5 separate regions of the Homo sapiens genome follow, and regions 1, 3, 4 and 5 are each linked to region 2. The links are chromatin loops, found by intact Hi-C in ENCODE. Cell type or tissue: CD4-positive, alpha-beta T cell. All regions are shown on one strand. Region 1 holds the start of LOC124901657 (a long non-coding RNA gene). Region 2 holds the start of LOC124901653 (a long non-coding RNA gene). Region 3 holds the start of ZNF727 (zinc finger protein 727). Region 4 holds the start of LOC105375330 (a long non-coding RNA gene). Region 5 overlaps LOC105375322 (a long non-coding RNA gene).

What was found. Peaks named below come from ENCODE experiments on the same cell type or tissue, not always from the same donor. Only the 100,000 strongest peaks of a DNase experiment are listed, where the experiment ranks them.
Region 1: a loop joins it to region 2, with 6 times the contacts of the local background. A loop is called at or near these places in 9 of 110 quality-filtered maps.
Region 3: it touches region 2 in a loop (2.3-fold over the local background); 8 of 110 quality-filtered maps call a loop at or near these places.
Region 4: it touches region 2 in a loop (4-fold over the local background); 3 of 110 quality-filtered maps call a loop at or near these places.
Region 5: a loop joins it to region 2, with 8 times the contacts of the local background. A loop is called at or near these places in 15 of 110 quality-filtered maps.

What each region holds. Positions count from the first base shown.
Region 1 is chr7:64,567,056-64,571,055 of GRCh38, forward strand. It overlaps LOC124901657 (a long non-coding RNA gene), which reads left to right and starts at 1,620. Exons shown (of 2, transcript XR_007060357.1): 1 at 1,620-1,913. It also overlaps the pseudogene LOC100133092 and the pseudogene LOC100129293. In CD4-positive, alpha-beta T cell, a CTCF peak has its summit at 2,464; DNase peaks (open chromatin) are centred at 2,526 and 3,166; H3K4me3 peaks cover 1,202 bases; H3K27me3 peaks cover 226 bases.
Region 2 is chr7:63,924,784-63,928,783 of GRCh38, forward strand. LINC02848 (long intergenic non-protein coding RNA 2848) reads left to right here. Exons shown (of 7, transcript NR_186803.1): 7 at 268-419. It overlaps LOC124901653 (a long non-coding RNA gene), which reads right to left and starts at 3,131. Exons shown (of 2, transcript XR_007060341.1): 1 at 1,071-3,131; 2 at 1-384. LOC105375318 (a long non-coding RNA gene) reads left to right here and starts at 1,122. Exons shown (of 4, transcript XR_007060342.1): 1 at 1,122-1,197. RefSeq lists an enhancer at 1,504-1,563. In CD4-positive, alpha-beta T cell, no CTCF peak of the experiment used is centred here; DNase peaks (open chromatin) are centred at 1,308 and 1,618; H3K4me3 peaks cover 2,168 bases; H3K27ac peaks cover 1,649 bases.
Region 3 is chr7:64,043,781-64,047,780 of GRCh38, forward strand. It overlaps ZNF727 (zinc finger protein 727), which reads left to right and starts at 1,654. Exons shown (of 4, transcript NM_001159522.3): 1 at 1,654-1,844. The coding sequence starts at 1,842. In CD4-positive, alpha-beta T cell, no CTCF peak of the experiment used is centred here; a DNase peak (open chromatin) is centred at 1,621; H3K4me3 peaks cover 645 bases; H3K27me3 peaks cover 190 bases.
Region 4 is chr7:65,036,208-65,040,207 of GRCh38, forward strand. It overlaps LOC105375330 (a long non-coding RNA gene), which reads right to left and starts at 2,054. Exons shown (of 6, transcript XR_927607.1): 1 at 1,987-2,054; 2 at 513-719. It also overlaps the pseudogene LOC441241 and the pseudogene CCT6P3. RefSeq lists a silencer at 1,785-2,094. In CD4-positive, alpha-beta T cell, no CTCF peak of the experiment used is centred here; DNase peaks (open chromatin) are centred at 496, 1,954 and 2,784; H3K4me3 peaks cover 1,188 bases.
Region 5 is chr7:64,304,991-64,308,990 of GRCh38, forward strand. It overlaps LOC105375322 (a long non-coding RNA gene), which reads right to left. Exons shown (of 5, transcript XR_927582.2): 1 at 2,508-4,000. Among named protein-coding and RNA genes, the nearest start is that of ZNF736, 7.0 kb to the right of the region's middle. RefSeq lists enhancers at 1,943-1,992, 2,783-2,942. In CD4-positive, alpha-beta T cell, no CTCF peak of the experiment used is centred here; DNase peaks (open chromatin) are centred at 1,761 and 2,411; H3K4me3 peaks cover 1,649 bases; H3K27ac peaks cover 1,608 bases.

The sequences.
Region 1 (4,000 bases), 640 kb after region 2:
TCTTGTTGCCCAGGCTGGAGTGCAATGGCATAATCTCAGCCCACTACAACCTCCGTCTACTGGGTTCAAGCAATTCTCCTGCCTCAGCCTCCCAAGTAGCTGGGATTACAGGCATGCACCACCACACCCGGATAATTTTTTTTTTATATTTTTAGTAGAGACAGGGTTTCTCTATGTTGGTCAGGCTGGTCTCGAACTCCTTACCTCAGGTGATCCACCCACCTCGGCCTCCCAAAGTGCTGGGATTACAGGCGTGAGCCACCACACCAACCAGTGGTTTCTTTTATTGAGATTCACGGTGCTTCTGGGAAGCCATGAATGCAACCAAATCAGATTCCTCTTGACCATCTCCTCTTCCTCTGAATCTTGATCTTACACATGCACTCATCACTGCAACTAGAAGACAGTGAACTGAAGACCACCAAGTCTCAGTCTCAGGTGAAAGAGTCTCAACCATTGGAATGCAAGCCACATCTAGCCTGTGTGAACATAATTTTTTTTTTTTTTTTGAGATGGAGTCTCCCTCTGTCGCCCAGGCTGGAGTGCAGTGGCGCAATCTCGGCTCACTGCAAGCTCTGCCTCCCGGGTTCCCACCATTCTCCTGCCTCAGCCTCCTGAGTAGCTGGGACTACAGGTGCCCGCCACCACGCCCGGCTAATTTTTTGTATTTTTAGTAGAGACGAGGTTTCACCGTGTTAGCCAGGATGGTCTCTATCCCCTGACCTCGTGATCTGCCCGTCTCGGCCTCCCAAAGTGCTGGGATTACAGGTGTGAGCCACCGCACCTGGCCGTGAACATAATTTTTTTTTTTTTTTTTGGAAAAAGGCATTTATTGGTGTGGTGGTCTCAACAATCCCCATGAATTGGAACACACAGCCCCCAGGGCCTCCCACCCCCTCCCTAGAATCCCTCCCCAGTCCCACCCCATCCCCTGGACCCTGGGAATGGAAGACAACGTGGGATGGGGCCCATGCCCCCGTCTGAGGTACAGTCACTGAGCCTTGCCCTCTCCTCTTCTCCACCAGACTCTGAGTGGTGTGGTTTGGGGTGGGTGTTTATATAGAGGGTCTCGTGGGAGTCGGAGTTGGTGACATGGCATCTTTATCTGGGCTCAGGATGTCTGTGTGATGCCTCTCTGTCCCCCACTTTGTGTGGTGTGGTGTACCAGGGCGGAGTATTCCTACAATCAGAGCTGAGGCTGCAGCCTCTCAGCGTCCCTTCCTGACAACAGATGCCTACCCAGGGGGAAATACAGCTAGTCACCAGCTACAGGACAGCTGGAGCCAGGGGGCTATTGCTGGTCACAGTCGCTGGTGTGTGTGTGTGTGGTGTGTCTGAGTGTGTGTGAGGGCGGTCAGGTAGCCTTTGGGAAGTACAGTTGGTGGAGAGGCCAGGAAGTGATAGACCAGCAAGCCCACACCTGTGGGCCAGCTGCAAAGGCCCCAGGGGCAGCTGGCTGGTTCCGCAGGTGGGGAAATCAAGGCCAAGGGGAGTGGTGGCAGGGGTAAGGCAAAGCACTGAAACAGACAGGTGACTCCTGCCACCAGTCTGACAGTTGGATGGAAGCACCGATTGGCCCAAGAGGGGGCCAGAAAATCCAGGGTGGGTAGGGACAGGAAAAGTGGGAAGGTCTCAGGCCACTGAGCCAGCGATGGAGCCTCTGGCTACAGGAAGCTGGTGGTTGACAGCAGGGAAGCCCAGAACCCAGATGGAGGTCCCCCACTTACTCGCAAAGGCTGAATGACAGCTTGACAGGTGAGTGCGATGCCCCTCCCCACTCCCAACCTGCCAGGAGTTGTCCTTTCGACAGGGGGAGGGGTCAGTGTGCCTGCATATATTGGGGAAGCAGGGAGCCTGGTAAGCCTCTCTTCACAGCTTCCACTGCAGAGCCTCATACCTACCTCCAGCCAGAGGTGAGAGGCAGTAGGGTTGGGGACAGTGGACATGGGGGTTTCGGGGGTGGGAGGACGGTTGAGTCCCTTCCCCCAGCCCACCCACACACACACACACAGAGACACAGACACCTACACACGCATGCAGGCTTACACTCACACACCCACACCCACACAAGCCTGTTGACAGCCTGAGCTAAGAGAGAGGGGTATGGGGTGGCGGGAGTGGGTCACAATCGGAAACGTGAACGGGTAGCGAGAATGGCTGTAGAAAGATACATAATTTTGCGTTACCCCTCACAGTGATGGGTTCTCTAAAGATCTTTCTTCCTCTGCCTCCTCCTCTTTCTCCTCTTCTCTTCTTCCTTGGTGGCCGAGAGCCCTTCTGCCCCCACGAGACCCAGGGCTCTTGCTCCCCCTTTTCTCTCACTCTTGGCCTGAGGCCCCCTGCAGGGGGAGGCGAGCTCCACTGGGTTGCGCCTACATTCTCCACCACAGCCAGCCCAGGGCGGAGAGGAGGGCCAGGGGCCCTGGGGGCCTCGGGGCTGAGTTCTCCAGGGATCCTGGGCACAGGAGCCGCATGGAGGCGCTGGACGCTCCCAGCCGGTTGGCGGCGCAACACGTATAGTTGCCGTAATGCCGGGCGCTCATGTTGGCAAAGAGAAGCATCGAGCGAGTGCGCTCCATCTGCACCTTCAGGCCCTCGGCCGTGCCGCTGCTCAGTAGTCTGTCATCCTTATACCACTGGAAATCCGCGGGGGAAACCGCCATGGCTTCGCAGCGCAGTAGGCGGCCCGGCCCAGCGCGGTGCGGGCGCTGGTCACGTCCGTGATGGTCGGAGGATAGTTGACTGTGACCAGCACGCGGCGGCTGTCGGGCGCCGAGTTAACCCCGTTGTGAGTCACGCACTCATACTCCCCGGCCTGGCCCCGCAGGATGTCAGAGATCTCCAGGATCTCTCCCTCCGAGGTGAAGCCGTCTCGGAGCTGTCTCCAGGTGACCGTGGGCTCTGGCCGCCCCACGGCCAGGCAAAGCAGGTTCACATTACCTCCCTCATTCACCATCACAGGCGACGAGATGTTCACAACGCGGGCAGGGACGTGGACAATGAGGTAGACCTGAGTGGTGTACGGCTGGTGGCGGGTCTGGAAGGAGCAGGTGTAGAGGCCCTCGTCGCCGAGCCCCACCTCGGTGACGAGGATGGAGAACTCCTCGGGGGTGTTGATGAGCAGCCGCACCCGCGGGTCCCTGGTCCTGCGGTCGTTGCCGGCGTACAGGATGTTGGAGCGGTTCAGCCAGGCCACGCGGGTCACATGCTCGTCCATGAAGCAGCTGAGGGTGGCGTTGTCACCTTCACACACTGTGTAGTTGTCGGCAGGAGAGTTGAACTCCAGCCTCTGGGAGAGCAGCCCCCGGCTGATGACGGCCAAGCCGGCCAGGGCGGCGGCGGCGAGAAGCCGGAGCCGGGCCCCGGGCGCAGCGGGGGGCATCGCGGCAGAGGCGGCACGGAGGGGGAGGGGAAAGGGGGGGCCGGTCCGGGGCGCGCGAGGCCTGGGGGGAGAGGGGCAAGGGGGAGGGGGAAGGGGGAGGGGGACCCCGCCTGCGGCTGCACCGGCCCGGGGTCGGGGGAGGGGGCTGGGGGGCGCGATCCATAATTTTTAAAATCAAACAAAAGTGGCTTTAGTGTGTTTAAATTGTTGTGCATTGAATGAAGTATATCCTGTCACCATCTGTAACCTATCCCACCTTAATCAAGGCTGCAGGTAACAAATGGTAATAATACATTATTGGGTAACATAGTAAAATGACATCTCTAGTAATCCCTTTTCCCAGTGCCTTTAAACTTCAAATAATTTGAAGAATGTTGTTCTCATAGATAACAACTTTATTTTTTCTATTATTTTTGTAGCTACAGGGCTATAATCTTAGTTATTATAAACACTTATTCAGAAGGATTTAATCATTCTTGGATCTTTCAAAGTTGAAAATACTTTAGTATATTTATGCTGATTGGAACCATTTACAATTAACATGTAATAAAGCATAAAGTCATTATCCAATTTTTCTAATTAATTAGCTTGTAGCAGATGACCATAAGAAATATTTAT
Region 2 (4,000 bases):
TATTCAAAAGGTGAGCACACTTCAAAAAGAAAATACACATAAAACCATACCAAGGCCCTATTAGAAGACTGGCAGGGCAGGGTTTTCAAGGGACTTGCTATGATTTCTCATTTTCACTATTTATAATAATGGACAATATGCTCTCCTTAGAGTTTTCTTCCTGCAGAAAGTCTGTTACGTCAGGTGCAGATGACTTTTTAGTCTAGTTTTCAAGGTTTAATTTCTTAACTTGGAAATCAATTAAATTTGTTTCTTAAAATCTTGCAGTAAAACTGATGCTCCAGAAAGATGCCCAGGGAGATTCTGTCCTGCTGCGTCCGCACTGTACAGAACTGACGCTGTGCCTACGCCCGTTTCAGAAGCGTGGAGTACTTAAGAGTTAATCTAAAAAAGCAAATATAAAAATGGATTCAAAAAAATGATCACTGTTAAGTTCCACCGGCAAAGTCTTAAAAGCGGTACCAAAGGGAGTATTTAAAAAGGGATAAAGTTTTTCCAGGGAACCCTATTCAGGGCAGAAACACAGACACTGTCCAAACCTCACCACACAAACTTCTCTCACGTGTTGGGAGGGACCAAGGCGCTCAGGTCCTGCACCTGCGTTAATTACGGCAGGCAGGTCCACACCAGGACCCCGGGGCCTGGGAACCAGCCTGTGTGGGGGGGCAGAGAAGTGGTGGATGTGGCTCGCAAAATGTCCCTTTCTCCTGGGACATTTTCTCCTCTTTATCACAGTGACAGGAGCGTCTGTGTGCGAGGCCTGACCCAGACGCCGGCCATGCAGCCAGCCCGGGGTCCAATAGGTGCATCTGGGGAGCAAAGGGAGACCGAAAAAAAGGTGGTTTTCAAAAGTGAAGTGCCAGGTTACCAGAGACTGGGCACCTTCACATGAGGCAGCAAACAACGGTTTAGGACACTCACGAGGAAGCTTCCGTCGCCGGACCAAGGGGCAGCACTGCGCATGTAGCCAGGGGAGGAACAATAGAGGGTGGGGCTAAAAGGAGAGGCCCCTCAGTGGGAACGGGTGGGGTCGACCCGGCGGGGGGGGGGTGGGGTGAAACGAGCGTTACCATGGCAACCCTGCGGCGGAAGCTCTGAGAAGCTCTTGGCCTCTACCGGTTCTGCGAGAAAGTAAACTTTGGGCACGACAAGTCATGAAGTCGGCACGTTGGGGAGACACCGTGTCACAATGACAAGGTGAGATCAGCTGCCCCGGCCAAGCTGTCTCCTCGAGTGCAGGAGAGGTTTGTGAACAGCCAAGCTTCCCTCCGCATGGCGGAACTGCACTGGAATCCTGAAAGAGCTCGGTGCAGAACGGCCCTTTGCTGGGAATGATGGGAGCTGTAGTCTCTTATCCGCACCCAGGTGTTAGTTGTAGGTTTACAAGACTACAATCCCAGCACGAAACAGGATTGGGAGTGGTACAGATCCCTGGAGGGAGACATAGCGCGGTGCGCTACTGCAGGGTATTTGGCAGGAGTAGTGTCTTAGCCGCTTCCGGCCGTTGGTCGCAAGGCTGCGGGACTACAATCCCAGCATGCAACGGGAGTGGGGTTGGTGAGGACACCTGGGGGGGCAGCGCGGGGCGCGCCTCGCCAGGCATGCTGGGAGAAGTAGTTTCTTCACCGCTTTCGGCCGTTGTTCGCAGGGCTGCGAGACTACAATCCCAGCATGCAAGGGGAATGGGTTGGTGATGATACCTGGAGAGGGCGGTGCGCGCCTCGTAAGGCATGCTAGGAGGAGTAGTTTCTTTTTTTGTTTTTTGCTTTTTTCTTTGAGACAGAGTCTCGCTCTGTCGCCCAGCCTGGAGTGCAGTGGCGCGATCTCGGCTCACTGCAAGCTTGGGAGGAGTAGTTTCTTAACCGCTTTCGGCCATTGGTCGCAGGGCTACCGGCCTACAGTCCCAGCAAGCGCCGGGCTCGGGGGTGGTGCGCAGCCTCAGAGGGAGGAGCTGGGCCGTGTGGACCTCTCTGCTTCCAAACCTACGCTGGCCCCTCAGTCTGTGCCACCCTGGCTAAGGGGATTGAGTCCGGAGAGGGACTTGAGGGGTAGGTCGGTGCTGGGCAGTGAGGAGGGTGTGATGCTGCGAAGTGCATCTCGCCTTTGCCCAAATCGGACGGGTCTCAGCCTCACTCCATCTCCCGCTGCTCAGCTCGGTTTCCCTCAAAAGCGTCGCGCCTCCTCCAGCCCAGGGAGCCGCCTGCTCTCCTAAGCTGCTGTGGAACTGGCCTGAGGTCCCAGACGCTGTCCATTGTGCTGCTGCCCTCTACACCCTCCAGCCAGAGCGCCAGTTCACCCGCTTTTGGGAGAACTCTGCCGCCTGACCTGTCCGCGGATAAGGTCACAACTTTGCAGGGGGGTGACATGGGCTGTGGCTTCCTGGAAATGTCACCCTCACCAGCAACTTTTACATAGTTGTGAATTATGAAACATGAGGGAGGGTAATTATTGGTTTACCCAGGCGATGTTAAGAGCAGAGGAGAAAACCCTAATTTCCAGGCATGTGTCCTGAGCCAGGGACAGGTTAGCCAGACCCTGCTCCCCCAGTGCCGCCAGAGAGCAGCCTACTGCCCTGGTTTCTGTGGGAGTCCCTTCATGCTGCTGGGCCTTAGCCTCAGGGACAGCTCAGTCAGGTGACGGTGGGGATTACCCATGGGCTTCTGGAGCTGGGCCGGTGGTCCTAGAAGGGCCGTCCCATCCCCCTTGGAGAGGGTCTTTGTGCTGAGGGATGCCCACAGAGGCCTGGATACCAGGAACACTGCTCCAGGCCAGGGGCCTTTCTTCCAGATTTGGCTGGAAGGAAGGAAGACTTCGTCAGCTTTTCTACCCAGCTCATCTGGCCCTTGCAGGGCTGCACCCCATGGAACTGGGTTCCTGGAGTCCTCGAGGGCTTTGTGTGGCCCACTTGTTCTGATACTGAGGACACCCCTACAGGCTGTTAATTTCAGAGTAAGGGGTGTGTGCAGACTGTGGCATGGGTGCTGTCAGGGCATCCCAGGCTGCTCCGGGGACAGCACCCCAGTGTTCAACTTGGCTCAGGGCTTCCTGCCTCACACCCTTTCCCCAGGGATGTTTGGCCTGGGCTCCAGCCCTGGTCCAGAACTCAGCTGGGAAGGGCTGTAACTCTCACCTCACCCTCTCGCCACCTAATATAAGGGCCTGACTCCACAATGGGTGAGACTCCCCCTCACACTGGTCTCTTCAGCCGTGCAGGGCCATCCACTCCATGCTGCGAGTTCCCACACTGAGCTGAACTGTGTTCTGGCTCTGGGCTGGGTTCTCCTGTGCCCTTTCCCTGAATCCTCTCTGGGTCTGAGAGACTGATTCTCTCTACTCCCTGGCTTAAGTCTTGACATCCTGGGAGGGGTTCTCAGAAGTGAGGGGCTCCTGCTGCTCTCTGGGTCTGTTGGTACTCACAGGTGTGGGTGTTGGCTTGCACTGAGAAGTCCAACCCTTCCAGTGCCCTTCAGGGGTCCTTCCAGAGCAGGAGTGGTAGGGCGTGGGGGAGTGCCTTAGAGGGATCTTGCCCTCATCCTCTGCCCTGTCTATGAGATGTGTCCAGTAAACCGAAGGTCAGCACCTCAGGAATGAAATGTCTTTTGCAGAAACTTGAATGAAGCTGGAGGCCATTATTCTAAGTGAAATAACTCAGGAATGGAAAATCAAATACCATTATTTCTCACTTATAAGTGGGAGCTAAGCTATGCGTATGCAAAGGCATACAGAGTGATATAATGGACTTCGGAGACTCACAAGCAGAGGATGGGAGTGGATGGGGGTGAAAAAACTACCTATTTGGTACAATATATACATTATATACTACTCAGGTGACAGGTGCACTAAAATCTCAGAATTCACCACTATACAATTCATCCAGGTAACCAAAAACCACTTGTACCCTAAATGATACTAAAATAAAAATTATAATAAAACAACCATAATAAAATTAAAATTATATAATTATAAACAAAAATTATAATAAAAAGCTTTTTTTTCTTAA
Region 3 (4,000 bases), 120 kb after region 2:
TGTGCCATCGGGTGGTGATGGGGATGAGTATCCAATTTTGGGTGTCCATTCAAGGCCTGTCCCCTGAAGTCTCATAATCCCCTGTCTCCTGGACCCTCCTATCTACATCTTCCACTTGAAAAAGCCAAAGACACTCAGCTGCCTCTCCCCAACTCTCTCCCCTCCTCCTAGCTGGCCTCCAAAAACATGAACCCCCATGTTCCCATGTTAACTCTGTGGTGAGATTTTTACAAGTCACAATGTTATGTGGTCCCTGCCCCCACTATTTCCCAAATCCAGCTCTTCCAGGCTTTTACTCAGATTTGTCTTATAGAGGCATTTCAGGGACTGTTGCCACAGGAGGGAAGGGCTACGGGAGAAAGGCCCCTTGCTCTTTTGATGTGGAGGCCTCCGGCTGTGAGGGAGGAGCTCTTCCCTCTGACTCCCTGGAGCTCCTCCCCATCACAGGGACACTGCCTTTTTGCTGCTTTAGCCTCATCTGGCCTCTCTGTGGTTTCGTCTCCAGGGTGGCCAACGTGGATGTCTTCATCTGCCAGAGTCAAAGAAAAGGTCAGTGATACTATGCTCCCTTCACCCAGTTATGCCCAGTTACACTGACCTGGTATCCTGGATAACTGGTGTGAGTAAGCTGGTCCAATGCTCCTGTCATCTCCAGTAAGTTCTGATTCTAGATTGACTCCCTGCTCCAACACTCCCTGTATGTGGAACCTTGGGCATGCAGCCAGGCCTCCCTGAGACTGTTTTCTCAACTTGAAAGTGTGATGGGAACCACCTACCTCACTGGGCCTTGTGAGGACTCAGTTATATGTAGCTGTCACCATTGTTCTCATCATCTCAGGAAGAGCCAGGCACAAGCACTCTCAAAGTTCTTTTCTCCTTTGAAGCTCATCATTAGCCCCTCTCAGTCTCATCATCCCTACATTTTTTGGATAAGAAAACAGAGGCCCAAAGAGGGCAGTGACTTGCCCAGGGCCCTAGAGAAGAGGCCGGCTCCTTCCCACACCTGGAGGCACTGACCCAGCTGACTTTACCCCACAGCCCAGCACTATCCCTGACTAGGGTCCCATCTTCGTTCTCCATGCTTGTTTAGGTCCTCAGGCAGGCTCAGCTTTGGTGGGAAAGAAACAGGGTGTTTTGGGAGGTCTGGGTGAGTGGCACTAACCAATCTGCTAGGCCCTCACCTCTCAGTCTCACTGAGACACTCCATTAATTGGAAGCAGACCCAAAATTGCTTCACAGACTGAAGGTGATAATTGTCTGCAGCCAGCTGGTGCAGCTGCATCTCCTGGAGGACTTTGATCTCCTGCAACTAAAGGGAAAGACAGGATGCTGAGACAGGGCCTGCAGCATACACATAACTATAATTCAGAAATTGATATACACACACGTAAATATAATCAGAAAGTGATATAATCTTATATACAACGTTAAATACAAATGTCCCTCAGGCAGGGCCAGGCCCCCAACACAAGGAGAAATCGCTGCCTGAACATGCTGCAGGCAAAAACCTGTCACTCTTTCCTCATTCAGCCCAGTGTCTCATTACATCTCCTGTCGATCAGGGTCTAAATGTGTGGGGCGGAGAACCCCAGCCAATCAGTGGTGCTAGCGTGAAAACTGCCCAATCAGGTGCGCAGCTAGAGAGGAAGAGGCGGGCTCTTCAATATGGCAAGGCCTTCGTCTCCTAGCTTCTAGGCTCTGAGTCCAGTACCCGTCTGTACTATTCCATCTCTTCCGCTCCATTAGCTCCTCGGTGACTCCACCATAGCCCCTGTTATCCTGTGACCTGCAGGTACTGGGAGATCCATAGGGAAGAAGGCGGAACATCCGGAGGCTGGGAAATGGTGAGTGCGCGGAGTGGGTGTCCCGAGAAGGGGGAAGAGGCTGTTTGAATCCGGTCGGAACTGGCTGCGGTGGGATCTTGGCCTCGCGGTCAGCTCTGCAGCAGCTCCGAGTCCCCGTGGGCACAGTTCAGTCCTCACTTCCCTCCGTCGCAGATTAGGAGCTGAGCCTGCAGCCAAAACCCGAGCGTCTTGTTTTGTCCATAAACGCGAATTTCTTTCCAGCCCAGAGACTTTTTGGGCAGCTCTGTGTCGCAATCCCGAGTCTCCTCCAGATTGTGCGGGGACGTCATAAGACGAGAATCCTCATTCAGGGTCTGGAGTTCCTCCGTGGAAGAAGCAGTGGGCCTTGGGGTCCCCAGTCCCTCCTTTCTCCTTTTAAAAATTGTGGCTTATTTTATTTATTTATTTTGGAGACAGTGTCTCACTCTGTGCCCAGGCTAAAGTGCAGTGGCAAGATTTCGGCTCACTGCAGCCTCCACCTCCTGGGCTCAGATGATCCTCCCACCCCAGCTCCCCAAGTAGCTAGGACTAGGGAGACATGCGCCGCCACCTCGCCTGGTTTTGTGGTTTTGTTTTTTGTTTGTTTGGTAGAGACGGGTTTTTGCAATGTTGCTCAGCCTGGTCTCGAACTCCGGAGCTCAGGTGATCCGCCCCCCTCGGGCCTCCTAAAGTGCCGGGATTACATGCATGAGCCACTGTCGTAGCCTAAATTGAGGCATCTTTAGGATATAGTTTCGAAGTGTTTTCCAGCCCAACTCTCCTATTTAAATGTAATACCCCATGTTGGAGGTGGGGCCTGGTGGAAAGTGTTTGGATTATGGGCGTGAATTTCTCATGAATAGTTTAGCACCATTCCTCTTGGTATTGACCTCTCGATAGTGACTGAGTTCCCTGAAGTTCTTATTTAAAAGTGTATAGCAACCCCCTTGCCTTCTTTTCAAGCTCCTGCTTCACCTTGCACCAGGATTTTAAGCTTCCTGGGTGGGGCCCCCCCAGAAGCAGATGCTGGTGTTATGCTTTCTGTACAGCCTGTGGAACCATGAGCCAGTTAATCCTCTTTCTTATAAATTACCCAGTCTGAGGCATTTATAGTAATGCCAGAACCGATTAATACAAACAGTTTATTTGCACAAACAGCAATTTATGAATCAGAGAATATCCAACTATGGTTTGGGGGCTCAAAGGAGAGACTTGGAACAAAAGGCTTTTGTAAGAGGTATGAGGAAGCAAACCAGATTCAGTATTTGATTGGTTACAGTTATGTATTGCATTTGCACCCATCCGGTGGAAATGTCCTGGTTATGTACTTAGAGCTTTATTGGCAGCTTGTGGTTGGTTAAGCCTAAGTTTTGTGTTTTTTTTTTTTTTCTCAAAGTTAGTAATTTGTAAGAAATTCTTTCGACGTAGTTAGGTTTCCTTAGGCAGAATCCCAGAGCATCATGGCCATTTCAGCCTAATTGCCAGCTATTTAGTTATTTTAATGCTCTACAGGGTCCTTGGTTTTGTCTGCAATTTTCAAATGTTTGGCAAGCAGGGTCTCAAATCCAAAACTTCTCCCAGCCTAACTGTTATAGGGACTGTAGAAAATTCTACATTTCCAATTTCTTTCCCACATTCCCCAATGCCGACTATCCCTGTCCAGATCACATTATCAACTATTAGTCCTTTATTTAATTTCAAAACGGACGTGGCATTTTAATTGTTTATTTTTGTTTAAGAGAGCAGTAGGTGGCTCTTTTTAATTTCGTCTGTTCGTGAACATTTCACATAACAGGAAAGCAGAGAGTAATCACCTGACGCTCTGCGCATCTCCTCTCATCTTCTCTAGGCACGCGCGCCTTCCCAGCATGTCTTTGGATCCTTTGCAGGGTGATGTGTCCTCAGTCACTCTCCTGTATTTTCCTGGTTCCAAGTATTACAGCTTTCTGGGGATGATCCAAGATACCCACAAGGACCATGTCTCTTGGAGTGTCTAGCAAACATTAGCCCCTGGGTCATCTCCTTTCAGAGAAGAGCCTGAGGTATTGGGTGGAGCCTCTCAGGGGAGCAGCTGGATGCCCTCGTGCTGAGAGCAGTTTCCTGATACACCCTTCCTCTAAAAAGCTAACTGCTTTAACATTAAGATTTTTTTCCCTCTCAACCCTAGCTTTCCTTTC
Region 4 (4,000 bases), 1.1 Mb after region 2:
AGCATGGGCTGGACCTAGGAACTATTTTCTTTTTCTTTCTTTCTTTCTTTTTTTTCTTCTTTTTTTGAGATGGAGTTTCTCCTTGTAAGCCAGGCTGGAGTGCAATGGTGTGAGCTCGGCTCACTGCAACCTCCACCTCCCAGGTTCAAGTGAGTCTCATGCCTCAGCTTCCCAAGTAGCTGAGTTTACAGGCATGTGCCACCACATCCAGCTAATTGTGGTATTTTTAGTAGAGACGGGGTTTCACCATGCTGGTCAGCTGGTCTCGAACTCCTGACCTCAGGTGCTCTACCCACCTCGGCCTCCCAAAATTCTGGGATTACAGGTGTGAGCCACCATGACTGGCTGGACCTAGAGACTATTTTCTAAGTAGCAATAGACTACGTAAAAGTGATGGGATGTCACTTCTGGGATTAGGTTTCAAAAAAGGACTGTGATCTCACTCTCATTTTCTTTTTCTGTCTCTTCCTCTTTCTCCTCCCTCTCCCCGGGGTAAGCCTGCTGCTTCTTACCAAGAGGTGGAAGTGGACAGGAAATGATGTCTCCAGCCAACAGCCAGAGAGGACCTCAGGCCTGCCAGCAGCAGTGGAAGTGAGTTTGAAAGAGGATTCTGAAGCCTTGAGAGAGCTGCAGCCCTGGCTGACAGCTTGATTGTATCCTCATGAGAGCCTGAGCCAGAGGACACAGCTAACCTCACCCAGATTCCTAGCCCATGGAAACTGTGAGGGAAAAAAAAGTTTATTGTTTATTAACTGCTAAATTTGGGGTGATTTTTACCCAAGAATAGATAACGAATACAAGGATATTGCTTATTACTCAAAATCACTATATAAAGCCCCTGAAAAATTGAAAGCTGCAACCAGGGAAACACTGAAAATCTCCAAGAACACTGTGTTTCTTCTTAAAGACAGTGAGAAAAAGCACATACATCTGTTTTCCTTTTAGTGTTGGCCACCAGGAAGCTCAGAGCCAAATTTATGATGCAATTTTAATAACTATGTAAGCCCCTATGGCCTGCTTATCTGTGTTCTTATTCCTGGCCTTTCATTTTATTCTGACTTTTCTTTTTCTTCATCCTGATTGTATTAGCTCATCTTTATTTTTCTATATTATATGAGTTATGGTAAGCAACTTCAAATTCAGCTTACGGAGAAGCAAGGCATTCGTAAATCTTTTTTTTTTTTTTTTTTTTTTTTTTCTGAGACTCTTACTCTATCGCCCAGGCTGGAGTGCAGTGGCACGATCTTGGCTCACTGCAACCTCCACCTCCCGGGTTCCAGCAATTCTCATGCCTCAGTCTCCCGAGTAGCTGGGATTAGAGGCGCCCACCACGACACCGGGCTAATTGTTTTTGGTTTGTTTTTTGTATTTTTAGTAGAGACGAGGTTACACCATGTAGGCCAGGCTGGTCTTGAACTCCTGACCTCAAGTGATCCACCTGCCTCGGCATCCCAAAGTGTTGGGATTTGGCGTGAGCCACTGTACCCGGTCCATGAATCATTTTTTAAAAATAGTTTTTAAATTTAAAACATAGTTTTGCACATTAAAAAAAAAAGTTTTGCACAGGTCGAACAGAGTGTCCCCGGAGGTGGTGGTGGGAAGATCAGGTCATAGGTGTGTGTCTCTGGAGCTCCAAGCACTGGCCAGGGTTGATTTGGATTGGGTCAGAAAAATACAACGAAAAAAGGAAAAAGGATGGCAATTGATTGCCATCCCCAGAGGGAGGGGCCGAGGGTTCGCCCAGTCACCCACAGTGGCATCCTTGCAAGGTGCTAGTTGCACCGCTCCTCTAAGTCCCTCCCGCACTGGCGCGCTCGGCCCCGCCCCTACCCTGCCCCGCCCCTGCCCCACCCCTTTCTCCCCCGGGCTCCACCCCTCGCGCGCGTCGCCTCAATCTCCGCCCGCAGATCCGGCCTCCCCGGCGGTTGCGCACTCCGCCCCCACCCTCCGCGCCCGCCCGCTCTTTCCCCGCCCCGTCCAGCTCACTCCTTTCGGGGCGGTTGGGCCGCGCGCCTGTGGGGGCGGGGCCCGGAGCAGGCGACCGAGCCAATGGGGCGCGGCGGCGGCCGCGGCAGCTGGGTCGGGTCCCGACGGGCGGCGGCGGCTGAGGTGGAGGCGGAGGGAGGCGGTGGAGGCGGAGGGAGGCGGTGGCGGCGGCGGCAGGATGGCGACGGCCGTCCTGCTGAGCGTGTCGGTGCCGCGGTGGGAGCGGGTGGCCCGGTATGCAGTGTGCGCTGCCGGAATCCTGCTCTCCATCTACGCCTACCATGTGGAGAGGCAGAAGGAGCGGGACCCCGAGCACCGGGCCCTCTGCGACCTGGGGCCCTGGGTGAAGTGCTCCGTCGCCCTTGCCTCCAGGTAGCCGGCTTTGGGGAGTGGGCCGGGAGCGGCCGAGCGGGGCAAGGGCGGAGTCTCGGGGTGGGGAGCGCGCGGCGGGAGCTCAGGCCTGGGGGCGGCGGGGACCGGGCCGCTGGGGAACTTACGGGGTCGGGTCGGGGCCGGGTGGGGGGTGGCGGCGGGGCGCTCCTGCCCGGGGGGCGGCATGAGCCCAGGCCGCGGGGCGGAGGTGGCGGGGCCGCGAGGCAGCCGGGGAGGGATGAGGTGGCAGAGTGCAGCCGGGAGGCCGGGGCGGACGCGGAGCGGTCGGGTGGGCCGGGGCCGGGCTGGGCAGGAGCGCGAGGGGGCTGCGGAGGGTGGGTGCAGGCTGGCTTGACAGGTTTCCTGGTTCTCGGGAGGCGGGCCGGGGGTGTGGGACCTTGTCCGCCGCACCCGTGAGACCAGCGGCAGCGGGCCTCTTGTTCCCCCGATCGCTGCAGCCGAGGCTTTGGGGCCGGCGCGGAGACGGGGTTGCCTTTCCCACTGTTTTCCTGGTGCTAGGACAGGTGTTTCCGTGGTCAGGCCTCTTTGCACTCCAGCGCTAGTGAGAATTTGCAGACTTACTGGGACGGTGACATTAGCTGGCAAACACAAATTTGACCCTACTGTGGAAGAAGATACCAGCACTTAACATATCTGATTTCTTGGATTCCCTCTCGTATGTTTCAGTGTGCCAGGAGAAGGAAATGGTCTGAGTTTGGGTCTAGTTTAAGCTTCATTGGAGTAAAGGACAAGTATGTTATGTATATGGCGGTGTTTTAGGCATTGGGATGACTTTTAAACGTTGTTGCCTATTAGTATAATAGGATACCCACAACAGATTAAAAACACACCCTTTGCTAAACTGGAGCGATTGGTTTGTGTTACTCATCATTTTAGTTTTTTCTTTAATGTTGTAATTGGTTTGTCTGTTATGTTTTATTTTAATGCATTACATTTTCCTAGGCAAGTTACTTTGAAAAAGGGGGGAATTTACTTTTAAAAGTGGCTGCTTTTTTTTTAATGGGGCGATTAAAAACATAAAAGTCGAAGGAATGATTTCAAAATGGATAGGTTACGATTTTAATAGAGACTATGTCTGATATTTAGATGTTTGTTAACAGTAGTCACATTTGAGCGATTTCTTCCCCTCCTGTTGATTGGTAAATTGGTATATATCAGAAATGTATAGCTCACTAGTTTATTTCAACTCATATATTGTTGATTACATGAACAAGGTAGCATTGGAGTTTCTCTTGTTATTGGTTACAAACTTCAGGGAACTGATCTTTCCACTTAGCCTTTTTCATGGACCAGATACTCTGTCTCATTTGCTCTTAAACCAAAATCCTTTCGCTTTTTAGAGGGGAAATAATTATCATAGGGCCAAATGGAACATTTTAAAAATGCATTTAAAATGTAGGTATCAGTTTACAGGGGAAAATGCATAGATGTGACAAAAAGCTCACATTTGTTGTTGGTTATTCAGAACAAAGTTAATAGGCTGATTAGACTCTCAGATACGCTTTGAGAACCATTGAGTGTCTTTTATGCAAACATTGTTATGTTATTTCCACTTTCAGAAAGGACTTTTAAACTTACAAGTACCTTCCACCCAAAGTTAGTTGAATGAATAAATATTTAA
Region 5 (4,000 bases), 380 kb after region 2:
CTAAATATACAAAAATTAGCCAGGCGTGATGGCAAATGCCTGTAAAGCAAGCTACTTGGGAGGCTGAGGCAGGAAAATTGTGTGAACCCGGGAGGCGGAGTTTGCAGTGAGCCGAGATTGCACCACTTCACTCCAGCCTGGGTGACAGAATGAGACTCTGTCTCAAAGAAAAAAAAAAAAAAGACTAGAGCCCCAGTATTGTGCTGTCATCTCCCTATACTTCCTCATCTTGCCACCTGCATAGATGACACATGGTTTCTCTTCCTTTCTTTACAAAGGCAGTGACGAATCTAGGTGTAATTAATCCTGAAGTGGTAAATTCTTCACAAGTTTCGCAAGTACAGTAATAGATTTCCATGGTCACAATCATGTTTTCCCATTTTTTTTGATAGTGTACCACATTCAGAAATCACAAATGAAAAACTATTGGAATGTGTGACATGAATGAACTATCACTTCCCTGTAGATTAACACCCGGGTTATTACAGATTAGATATAAAAACAAGAAAGCTTGTACCAACTTTCTGAAAGTAACTTTCTTTTTTTTTTTTTTTTTTTTCTGAGATGGAGTCTTGCTCTGTCGCCCAGGCTGGAGTGCAGTGGTGCAACCTCAGATCACTGCAACCTCCACCTCCTGCCTCAGCCTCCCATGTAGCTGAGATTACAGGCACACACCACCATGCCCAGCTAATTTTTGTATTTTTAGTAGAGATGGGGTTTCACCATGTTGGCCAGGCTGGTCTCAAACTCCTGGCCTCAGGTGATCCACACGCCTTGGCCTCCCAAAGTGCTGGGATTACAGGTGTGAGCCACTGTGCCCCGCCAAAAGTAACTGTTTCTGAGTACTTAGTATTTTAGGGACATCAATTATTAAGAGGCTACATGGAAGCAGAAGTGCTCCTGGATGTTTCCACTATCTAGACAGAACATTTCAACAGATCAGTCCCAGCAAGTTCAGTTCCATCCCTGACTGCAGAAGGTCATGAGCTTTCCATCCAAAGCAGAGATGTTAAACCTCACAGGTTCAAATGCCTTCCAAATGATCTACACCTTGAAAGTTGCTCCCACAAAGCTGGAGTGCCATCTGTTCCAGAGAGAGCTGGTCACCATCTATGTCTTTGAGACACTGGCCAGTCAGGTCTAAGGTGAGATGAAGCCATGATCACATGTGTAAAATATCAAAACAATCATTACCTTTAGGTTGATTTTTGGAGGCCTAGCCCCTTAAATGGGTTGGTAAAAATGGCCCACCCAGACACATGCCTGGAAACACTGGGGCTTTCTCCTCTGCTTTTAGCAGATCCCGGGTAAGCCAATAATTACTCTCCCTCATGTCTCGACTTCTACTTCCACGAAAAAGGGGTCAGTGAGGTTGACATTTTCACCAAACCACAGCCCATGTTACCCACTGCAAAGCTCAAGTTGTTTACGGGCGGCCCAGGCAGCAAATTTCTCCCAAATGCTGCTGAACTGGCGCTCTGCCTGGAGTAAGCAGAGGCCGGTGGCACAATGTACAATGTCTCAGACAGCCATCAGGCCAGTTTCTGTAGTAGTTTAGGAAAGCAGGCGGCTCCATGGGCTGAAGGAGGCGCGATGCCATGGAAAAACCAGCGGATAAGGATAAAGAGAGGAAGAGCTGCTCAGCCGGAGGTAGGACCTGCCAGATTTGGGCAAAAGCCCAGATTTATCCCTTATATCTCTCTCCAAACTCACTCCCCATGGAGACAGGGCAGCAGGGGGTGAGCGGGCAGCACTGCTTTGCCAGGTCCACACCACCCTGCCCCTCCCACTGAGCCCGGTGCCTGCTGGAATTGTAGTCCTGCAGCCAGGCGACCAGAGAGCCGGGAGCCGTTAAGAGACTACAACGTCCCCGCACGCCCGGCGAGGTGCGCAGCGCCCTGCCTCTCTTTCTTCTTCTTTCTTCTTTCTTCTTCTTCTTCTTCTTCTTTTTTTTTTTTTTTGAGACAGAGTCTCCCTCTGTCGCCCAGGCTGGAGTGCAGTGGCGCGATCTCGGCTCACTGCAACCTCCGCCTCCGGGGTTCAAGACTGCCTCAGCCTCCCGAGTAGTTGGGACTACAGGCGCCCGCCACCACGCGCGGCTAATTTTTTGTATTTTTAGTAGAGACGGGGTTTCACCGTGTTAGCCAGGATAGTCTCGATCTCCTGACCTCGTGATCCGCCTGCCTCGGCTTCCCAAAGAGCTGGGATTACAGGCGAAAACCACCGCGCCCTGCCGCCCTGCCGCCCTGCCGCCCTGCCTCTCTTTCTAAAGCTATGCCCAAACCCCGAGCCCGGAGCATGCCGGGATTGTAGTCCTGCAGTCCTGCAACCTAGGGACTGCGAGAGGTTAAGAGACTACATCTCTCAGCATGTCTAGCTAGGCGCGCACCGCCGTGTCCCCAGGGCTTCGCACCGCCCCCAGACTTGCGCATGCTGGGATTGTAATACTGTCGCCTTGCCACCAACGGGCTACGAGCGGTTAAGAGACTACAGCTCCCAGGATGTACGGTGATGGCACCCGTTTGGACTCCGCCCCTCTGCGCGTCTAGAGCTGTTCTCCCGTGCGGAGGGGATCCTGGCTGTTCCCAAATCTCGCCTGCCTGCGAGGAGCCAGCGTGGCCCGGGCAGCTGATCTCAACCTGTGATTGTGACATCACCCCTACCTGAGGAAGCCTCTTCCAGCCTGCTCAAGGTTGCCGTAGTTAGGTTTACCCTCCCTTCCTTCCCTCACCCCGTCCTTTCCCTCATCCCTGCCCCTTCCTCTGTCCCACGCGGCTTTCAGACATGCATAGTGCAGCCCCTCAGTAAAGGTGCAGCTAATGGCCCGTGGGCCTAGCAGTTGTCAGGCCTTTTGGGAGCCCATGATGGGAGCTCCCTGGTAAGTGAAACCGTCAATTAACTGCCTAAAATGACAATACCCCGTCTCTGGTATCTTTGCACTTGCCTCTTCAAAGCCACCTTTTCCTTTCTCTCTCTCTGGACTGTCACAGATCCTCCTCTGTACCCCAAGAACACCCCATTGGATTTCCGGGCTGGCTGCTTGGCCTACACACCTGGGTCAGGCCTCTCGCAGGGATGCGCCTGCCACTGTAATAAAGAGGAGAAAACGTCACACGGGAAAGGCCTGACTCCTTCGTACAATCAGAATACTCAACTGCACAGAGAAGGGACCCCTTTAAGCCACTTTGGGAGCCACATCCACCACTCTGTGACTCCCACACAGGCTGGTTCCCAGGTATCAGGTGTCCTAGTGTTAACACGGGCCAAAAGGACAAAACAGGACCCTAGGTCCTTCCCAAAACATTAGGAAAGTTTGTGTACTGAGGTAATGTACAATGTCTTTTTGCCCTGAATAGGGCTCCCTTAAAAACTCTTTTAATAATCATTTTTAAATATATCTCTGGAACCACTTTTAGTAATTTGCTGAAGGAACATAAAAGTAATTACCTTAATTCATGTTTTTCTTTTAGTTTTTCAGATTAACTAAGTAATTCATATTGTACATTTCTGAAATTGAAGTACGCACAGCTTCAATTCTGTGCAGGGAGGATGCAGCAGGAGAGAATATCCTGGGCACATCTTTCTGGAGAATCACTTTTACTACAAGATTTGTAAGAAACAAATTTATTTCCAAGGTAAGAAATTAAAACTCTAAAACAAGGCTAGAAAGTCATCTGCCTTTAATAACCCTTAGTCATCTGTGCCTGATATGTGAGACTTTCTCCAAGATAAATCTCTCAAGGATAACCTATTTTCCATCATTATAATTAGTAAAAATTAGAAATTTTAGAAAGTCAATTGGAAGCCCTGTCCTGCCAGTTTCTTAAATCACAATGTGGCCTTTGTACGATTTTACTTGGATTTTCTTTTTGGAATCTGTTGACTGCTTGGATATAAAATGTGGGGTTTTGACAAATTTTTGCAAGTTTTCAGCTATTGTTACTTTTGCACCCCATTTAATTTTTCTGTCCCTTCACTCTTTCTAGGACACAATCTGCCC